2 separate regions of the Homo sapiens genome follow, and region 2 is linked to region 1. Evidence: read pairs that join two places in POLR2A ChIA-PET (ENCODE). Cell type or tissue: HepG2. All regions are shown on one strand. Each heading gives the region's core, and the rest is flanking DNA. Links, peaks and the distances in the headings are about the cores only.

Evidence for each region. ChIA-PET counts read pairs that join two places held together with the same protein. Peaks named below come from ENCODE experiments on the same cell type or tissue, not always from the same donor. Only the 100,000 strongest peaks of a DNase experiment are listed, where the experiment ranks them.
Region 2: POLR2A ChIA-PET joins it to region 1 with 6 read pairs; 4 of 35 experiments call an interaction of 5 or more read pairs at or near these places.

What each region holds. Positions count from the first base shown.
Region 1 is chr2:62,466,093-62,470,484 of GRCh38, forward strand. It overlaps a transcript of TMEM17 not described here. Among named protein-coding and RNA genes, the nearest start is that of TMEM17, 38 kb to the right of the region's middle. In HepG2, for the core only: a CTCF peak has its summit at 1,896 (motif pointing left); DNase peaks (open chromatin) are centred at 1,249 and 1,879.
Region 2 is chr2:62,538,599-62,542,990 of GRCh38, forward strand. No RefSeq gene overlaps it. Among named protein-coding and RNA genes, the nearest start is that of TMEM17, 35 kb to the left of the region's middle. In HepG2, for the core only: no CTCF peak of the experiment used is centred there; a DNase peak (open chromatin) is centred at 1,863.

The DNA.
Region 1 (4,392 bases), core at 173-4,172:
GAGCTCCCTTGTCATTGATAAAGGACAAAGGATCTGAGAGAGAGGAAACCTTCTGAAAAGTTTTCTAGGAGTTTGGAATGTAAAGTTCTTCACCAATGAGTGAAGGATAAACTCCAGCCAGTAGGGTTTGATTCTGCAGGGTGGTAGTGGTGGGGGAGGGGTTCTGTGGCTGGTGCTCTGGGGTGGGAGGCAGTGAAAGCGGAACCTTCCTGCAGGGGCCCCTGGAAGCTGAGCATCCTTGGTGGAAATCCAAGCTCAGCCTGCTTCCTGCCTGCTGGTCCCAGACGCTGAAGCGCAAAAGGGAGAAAATGGATGTTGGGAAACAGTCCAGGAACATTCAACGTCGGCTGGGAAGTTAAACCAAATGCGATGTGAGTGTGACTTGCTATGTTCAGAGAGGTGGGAGGCCTACTTGGCCACATGAGGAGACAGAAAATGAGGCTAAGTTCAAGCTCACCATATGGGGGAGAGGGACTGGTCCTGTCTGGAACTTTCTGGATGTGCAGATGCCACCCTCCCTGAGCTGGCACACTTGGCCCTGGAAGCCTTAGGAAGCAGCTTATTTGAGGGTTCCACCTTTCCAGGCAGAATAGACCAACTGGAGGACCTGGGACTGCAGCCTGGCAGGGCTTTGCGCTGACCCCGCCCATCATCTCCCCTCTGAGAGGGGGAGCTACAGCAGTAGAAGGTCAAAGCAAGTGGGACCTGAATTTGACTTGCTATGTTTGGTGGAAGGTGTGGGTGGCTCAACTGCTCAGCTGCATGCGGGGCCATGGAGAGTGTTTCGTCCAACATTCTCAGTCCTGGCTGCATATTGGCATCACCTGGGGACTCCTTTTTCGAAACACTAATTCCATGGCCCCGAGCCCTTAGACATTCCATTTTATTTAATTTATTTATTTATTTGAGATGGAGTCTCGCTCTGTTGCCCAGGTTAATAGGTTCCAGGTGAGACCCAGGAATCAGTGGTTTGGTTTTTCTTTTTTTTAAGCTTTTTATTCTGAAAAACAGGGAATGGAATGACCCCACCCTCTTACCCCCAATTTACGTATTATCCCATTTAAACAATTTCAACACTTAGCCAGTCCTGTTGCAGCATTTCCCCCCGCCCACGCCTCCCCACCCCTGCACCTGCCCCTTGTTTACTTTGAAGCTATCACAGACATTCCCTGCCCATGATTGCAGGATCCCCAGGTGGTTCTCTTGTGCAGACAGGATTGAGACCCACGGATCTAGTCCAATCCCTTCATTGTGTAGATAAGCAAACTGCAGCCCAGAAAGGAGAAAGGACTTGCGAAAGTCCCACAAAAAGTCCCTTCCTACTTTAACATTCGATGAACATGTGAACTTGGAAGCACTATAGAGACTTCTGAAGTGTCTTTGTCAAAACACTTCTGGGAAAGTTCACCCAGGAGCCAAGGCCTCATAGAGATAGAGTGGGCTCTGCCTCAGGTGCCAACTGAGCACTTGTCTCTTCTGGTTCAGTCCTGCTTTGTTCTGCTTAGTCTCATTGAAAGACTGAGCAGTAATGACCCTGTTTGAATCCTCCCAAACTGCGTGTCCCTTTGGTTGAAAGTCAGCGGCTCTGTTTTCTGGCTGCAGGGCCAGGTGGAGCTGTGATGATTCAGGGCTGGGAAAGTCAGGGTTTCTGGCCTAAGGAGCTCCTCTAAGCTCCAGAGACATGGAGGCCAAGTAGTCTCAGAGGTTCACACAGTCTGCAAAGGCCAGGTGGCAGGGCCTGGGGTGGTGGGTGAGCTTCCCTGCAGGAGCATGTGGGCATGCCATCTCTCCTTTTTTTTTTTTTTTTTTCTAATCAGAAAACAGATGCGAATTGTGAAACCAAGTGTTTGTTGACTCAGGACTCAGGACGTCTTTCAGAGGAAGCAAATCCTCGGGGTACTCAGCATGCCCTCTGCTGGGTCTGGTTAGGAAGGCTTGGGGTTGAGGAGTTGTTAGTGGTATAACAGTAGCCCCAGAGTTTGATGTGGCTTTGGCAAATGTGCAGGGGGCTGGAGTGATTCCCTTTCCCTCCTCTAGGAAAGCCCCTTTCCACTTCACCCCTGCTGGGTGAGCCCTGTCCTGGTGCTCTTCCACGTGACTCTACAGAGGCAGCCAGCAGCCTTACTGGCTGGCTCTTAAAGAGGCTGCGGTTTGGCCCAGGGCTGAGCAAAGAGAGAAGGCCGTGTGTTCTCTAGCCTCAGGAGAGCTGGGGGCAGGGTATGCCAGCACATCCCTGGACTAGCCTACACCCTGTCAGGTTTTCAAAGCATGGAAAAGACCCTAAAAATTAGAAGATTGGGACCCCACATCTTCGTTTGACATTTAGCCTGAAGTCCAAGGGACAGTCATCTTTGGCCCCTTAAAATATCAGTGACTTCCAGTGGAATTACAGTTGGGGTCCTGACTTGAGCTGTTGATGTTTTTGTCACATCTACGTTTAACCTCTAGATTGCTAGATAGAACTGTGTGTATGTGGGTGCATGTGGGTGTTGGGGGAGAGGGTTGTCACAGTGGACTGAGTGTTCACCATAGAGAGAACTTGGAGACACAGGGGAGAACCAAAGAGTAAAGTCCCAGACTGCAAGACCCTTATGGTTCAGCTGATAAGCAGACAGTCCCATATATGTGCAAGAAACCAAGGATGCTTGTATTTGTGTTTGCCAGCAAGGCCGATTCAGGGGGCTGAAGCCCATCAAGTGTGGCTGTCAGAGAACTGGGGGATGGCTCAGAGGTGGGAGGGGACTAGCTAGAGGCATGGTAGCTAGAGCTAGCAGAGTTTGACAGAGCCAAGTGTTGTCCTTGGAACAAGAACCAAAGGTAACCTAGAAGCCCACATACCCCATTTCTGAATGCAGACCATGGGGTCAATTAGGGTCTATGTCATGTCAGGCCCAGCAATGGCAGCCACCCACCTCTTTTACCCTCTGTCATTGCATCCCCAGATGGCCAAGCCAAACAATACCTTTACTGTTCCAGGAAATGTACAAATGCATTTGATGATATTTCAGGTACACATTTAATTTTTAGTTAGCATAAATGTGTACACTATACAGGCAACACTTAGTACAGAAGAAGGTACATACCTAAATTGGCTAGTGGCATATTCCAACCTCAGGTTCAGGCCAAATAGAACTGGTTGGGCTTGTGGAGATTGCTAACCTCTTCCCTCAAAGAGGACCCAGGATGGGATCAGGGTGGGATGGGACATGTTATGCAAGGCTGGGAGGTCACCTGACCCCGTCACATGTGTGATCTTGGGGAAGTACAAACTTTGCTGAGACTTTTTACCTTCATTTTCAAACTGCATGGGCTCATTTAGCTTCTTGCCAAGATCTTTTCAGCTAATTCTTTTCTTTTTTCTTTAATTAAAAATCCAGAGATTGAATTGCCCTAGAAAATGCAAACATTCAATGGTGTTGCCAAATTAGGATTTCTTCTCCTCACTTTCAGAGCTCTTTCCAAGGAATTTTATTTAAAGAAAACAAACATTTACAGTTGTTGGTTCATCAGTCTGCCTGTTGCCTGTTGCCAGGTGTTGGGAGGCAAACAGCAGTTTGAAGACTATCTGGCTGTTCTTCTGAGTATAGTTGCTGAGGTCAGGAAGATAGAAGGACAGAAGGAGGCACATTCTTGGCTCCTGAGCATAGGAAAGTGTGCAAGGAGGCCCAGGTGGCTTTTCTGTTGGCTGACACTTTGCAGTCTTTGAGAAGACGCAGTGTCTGGTGCTCTAGAAGCAGGCTGTCTCCTGGCCATTGGCTGCCTGGGCAGCCTGGGTCCTGCTGGCTGGCTGCAAGTTTGTCTCAGGTTGTCTGATCTCTTTCCTTTCCGCAGTCCCTGAGAGAGTCCATCCCCACTCCAGTCCCAGGGCCTCTGCCTTTGTATCCCCATGTTCCCCGGGCCTTGATCCACATGTCCAGCATGTCCTCTCATTTTCCTGGCCCCTAAAGAAAAGTTCACCCCTGAGCCAGCAAGCTGCTCCTTCCTTCAGGTCTTGGAGCTCTAAGAAGACACCCATTAGTTGGTTTGTTTCCCTTTGGCATAATTACATCTTGATTAGTCTGCTTCCTCCACTACACTGATTAATCCTTGGCTGGGGGCACCTTTCCTCTGTATTATGAGCACTTCTCTCTCAATCTCTCCACCCCTAGGGTATAATTCCAAGGTCCTAAAGTTCCTCTTCCAAATCACAGGATCCTGGGGCTGGCTCTGGAGAGAGTTAAATGGGACATTGCACTCAAAGACAAATCTACTGTAAGGTTCTGATCTGAATCCCGAAATCTACATGTTCCCATGCAGAGTTCTCAATTCCTGCTTCCTCAATTCCCCTGCCTGGTGTGGCTGCCCTCAGAGGGATAAACATTCATGAGCAGATTTGGGCTCATGCCACAGCCT
Region 2 (4,392 bases), core at 295-4,294, 73 kb after region 1:
GGGCTGAGGTGGGAGGATGGCTTGAGCCCAGGAAGTCGAGGCTGCAGTGACCTGAGATTGCACCACTGCACTCCAGCCTGGGTGACAAAGTGAGACCCTGTCTCAAAAAAAAAAAAAAAAAAAAAAAAAAAAAAAAAGGATAACTCAAGGCAACAGGTTAATGGCCATAGAAAAACAGAGGTAAGAAATTCAGTTAGGTCACAATTATAGTAGATAACAAGATCTGGAAAGCAGTAGCAGTGGGAATAAGGAAGAGGACTGGATTTGAGACCTTTTAGAGGTAGATTAGATAAGGACTCAGTGACTGTTTGGAGACAAAGGGTGAAAAAAGAAGCAGTATATACTGACTTTGCATTTGGATGCTTGGGAAGATGGTGATGTCACTAACAGCTGGTGAATATAGTTCAGTTTTAGATAAAAGTGAGTTTAAAGCGCCTGGGTAATGAGAAAAGTTGAGAAAGAAACTGAAAGTTTGAGTCTGCAGCTGAGGATTGGAGGTTGTAGTAGGCTGAATAATGGCCCCCAAACATACCCAGATTCTAATCCCTGGGACCTGTGGATGTTACCTTACATGGCAAAAGAAACTTTACACATGTGATTAAGTTAGGGAATTTTTTTTTTTTTTGAGATGGGAGTGCAGTGGTGCAAACACAGCTCAATGCAGCCTCAACTTCCTGAGCTCAAGCAATCCTCCTGCCTCAGCCTCCTGAGTAGCTTGGACTACAGGCGTGCACCACCACGCCTGGCTAATTTTTTATTTTTTGTAGAGACAGGGTCTCATTATGTTGTCCAGGCTGGTCTCAAACTCCTGAGCTCAAGCAATTCTCCCACCTAGGCCTCCCAAGGTGCTGGCATTACAGGGATGAGCTACCACACCCAGCCAAGTAAGGCATCTTGAGATAGGGAGATGATCCTGGAGATCCAGGTAGACCCTAAATATAGTCTCGAGTGTCCTCATAAAAGAGAGACAGAGGGAGATTTGACTACAGCAGAGGGAGTAATAGATGTAACAGTGGAAGCAAGAGGAAGGAATGATGTGAGAAGGAATCACAATCCAAGGAAAGCAATAATCTCCCAGAAGCTGGAAGAGGCAGAGAAGGGATTCTCTTCTAGAGCCTCCAGGAGAAACCAGCCCTGCTGATACATTGACTTTAGCCTGTTGGAACTGACTTCAGACTTCTGGCCTTTAGAACTATAAGATAGTACATGGTATTTTTTAACCACCAGATTTGTGATAAAGTTGTTTCAGCAGCTATAGAAAACACACAGAGGTATAGGTCAGGGACTAATTGGTAAGGAGCACCAAAGTAGTGGGAATGAGTAAAACTGTCTAGAGGGAGAGGGCCTGTAGAATGAGAAGAGGGGAGGACCAAGGAAGAAACCCTTGAAATTGACTTTTAAGCCTCAGGCAGCAGCAGAGGGACTTCCATGTCTGGCAGTATGACAGACTACATACCTTGAATGATAGCTCACTGAAAACAACTACAAATAATTAACAAAGTATTTTTTAATCTTTTGAAGTGCATGTTTATGCTGGCAGAAGTAAGGAATACTCAGAGGTCAAGTATTATATGCAAGTGGAAACCCAGGAGAGTTTTCCACAGGAGAGGTTTCCATAGGAGAGGTTTCCATAGGAGAGGTTTCCACAGGAGAAGTTTCCACTTGGAGAGGTTTCTTGGGTTTCCACTTGCATCTAATACTTGACCTCTGAGTATTCCTTACTCCTGAGTATAAGCAGAAACCTGGAGAGGTTTTTGCCTTGAGAGTATCTGCCAAATTCACATGAGTGAATAAGTGAATACAGTGGTCAACGTGTACACAGAGTGAGTCTAACTGTAGTCCCTTCCACCTCTGCTTAGAGCTGGGTCCACAAAAGATTACACTGTTTGTGTAAGGATGGGTTACAAATTAACTTACTGCCTTTCCCCAAGCCCCAGAGTATTGTAAGGAAAATTGCCTGCCTTGAGACTTGACTTTAAATGGAGGGAGAAAAAAACATCTCCCCTGAGAACTCATAACATAGCCAGCACTCACACAGTCTTGCAGCTCAAATTCACACTGTTCTTTAGAGTCCAAAAAATTCAAGTCAAGAATTAAGTTCACAGTAAACCTTAATTTGTAGTTTCCAGGCAACTGACAGAAACAAATGCAAACCTATTCTAGAAGTACCCATCTTCAACACAGGCCTCGATGGCTTCTCATCAATAAATTCTAAAAAAAATACAAGCTCATGGTCAAAATCACAAAATGCAAAAGGAAATAATTGCTCTAGTCAGTTTTGTGTTGCTATAACAGAATACCTGAAACTGGATGATTTAGAAAGAAAAGAAGTTTATTTGGCTGACGATTCTGGTGGCTGGAAAGTCCAGGTTTGAACATCTATATCTGGCAAGGGCCTCAGGCTGTTTCCACTATGGCAGACAGCAGAAGGGGAGGGGATACCTGCAAAGAGATCCCACGGCAAGAGAAGAAGCCAGACATTAACAACCTGGTCTCTCCGAAATAATTCATTCTCACAAAAGCAAAAATTCACCCCAGCAGGAGGGCATTAATCTATGAATGAAGAATCCACCCCCATAATCCTTTAATGAGGACCCAAACACCTCCCACTAGGCTCCCACTCCCAACACTGCCACATTGGGAATGAAATTTCAACATGAGTTTTGGCAGGGACAAACCAAACCATAGCAATAATGTAGCATGAGCAAAGGCCAGCATAAACATGAATAACAGAATCAGACTGCAAAGCTTTAGCTATTGAAATTACTAAACACAGAACATAAAATAAGCCTATTAAATATATTAAAAGAAATAAGAGAAAAAAATGAAAATATGCATAAAACATGACCAGAAGATTTGAAGAAGACCTGAAAGAACTACTAGAAGTTTAACAGGTAATATTTCAAATTAAAAATACAATAGACAGGTTTAACAGCAGAATAATCACAACTGGAGAATAGATTCAGATGGATAGATCCAAGAAAATTTCCAGAATGTAGCCCTAAGAGACAGAAAATATGAATGAAAGGTTATAAAACATGAAGACAGTCTTGTGAAAAATATAACAATTATCTAATTGGAGTTCCAGACAGACAGGAGAGAAGGAGAAGGGCAAAGGTAATAACTGAAGAGGTAATGGCTGAGGATTTTTTAGAAATGACAAACCACAGTTTTTAAAAGCCCAACAATCCCAATAAGGATAAATAAAAGGACATTCACACTTAGACATCATGTAGTTGAACTACAGAATACCATAAACAAAGAAAAAAAGTTGAAAAGCAGCCAGAGAAAGATAAGACAGATTAGCGTACTTTCAACAGGGCAATTAGACTTCTTAACAGTTACAGAAGCCAGAAAAAGTTTAACATTTTCAATGTGTTGAAAGAAAATTACTGTCAACCAGAATTTGAATATTATCTTTCAAAAACAATGACAAAGTCAGACACCTTCAAAGAAACAAAAACAGAGTTTGCCATCAATAGACCCTCACTAAAGGAAATTCTAAAGGCTGCTATTTAGGCAGGAAGAAAGGGAACAAGGAAGGTCAGAGATGAATAAAAGAATGAGGAGCAAGGAGAGTGCTGAATATGTGCTTAATTGTAAATAAATATTGGCTACAAAGATCAATAATTTTTTAAAAAAATATCTTTTTAAAAAATAATATCTTAAGGGGCTGAAAAAACAAGATAGAAATGAAATACACAGCTGTCAATAGCATGTAACTGGGAGGGGAGGATCAGAATTAAAGTGTTTATTGTGTGGTAGGATGGTAAAGATATTAAGTTTCCAAGTTAAAATTTCTAGCATAACTACCAAGAATGTATAACTTTTTAACTATAAAGGGAAAAAGTGGAAAGAGAAGAATAATACAAAGTAGATGAGAATAGAGGAAAAAACAAAATATTGAAGGTTCAAGATACATAAAAAGCACAATATAAGATGGTGAAAATAAATCCAAATGTATCAATAAGTAAAATAGACTACTCAATTTATAAGCAAAGACTGACTGGTAGTATATATTGTGTTTTAAAGAATGCAGGTATATTCTCTTAAGTCACATTTAAAACATAAGGATTCAAAAATGTTAAGAATAAGAGCGTGAAAAAAAATTGTATCACGCAGACACTAACCAAGAGGATGTTGGTGTTGCTATATTAGTATCAGACAAAATAACCCTTAAGGCAAAAACCTTCACGAAAGATAAAGAGAACATTTCATAAAGAGTTTCATAAATAAAAAAGGTTCAGGCCGGGCGTGGTGGCTCATGCCTGTAATCCGCGCACTTTGGGAAGCCAAGGCGGGTGGATCACCTGAGGCCAGGAGTTGGAGATCAGCCTGGCCAACGTGGTGAAACCCTGTCTCTACTAAAAATGCAAAAGATAGCCAGGCATG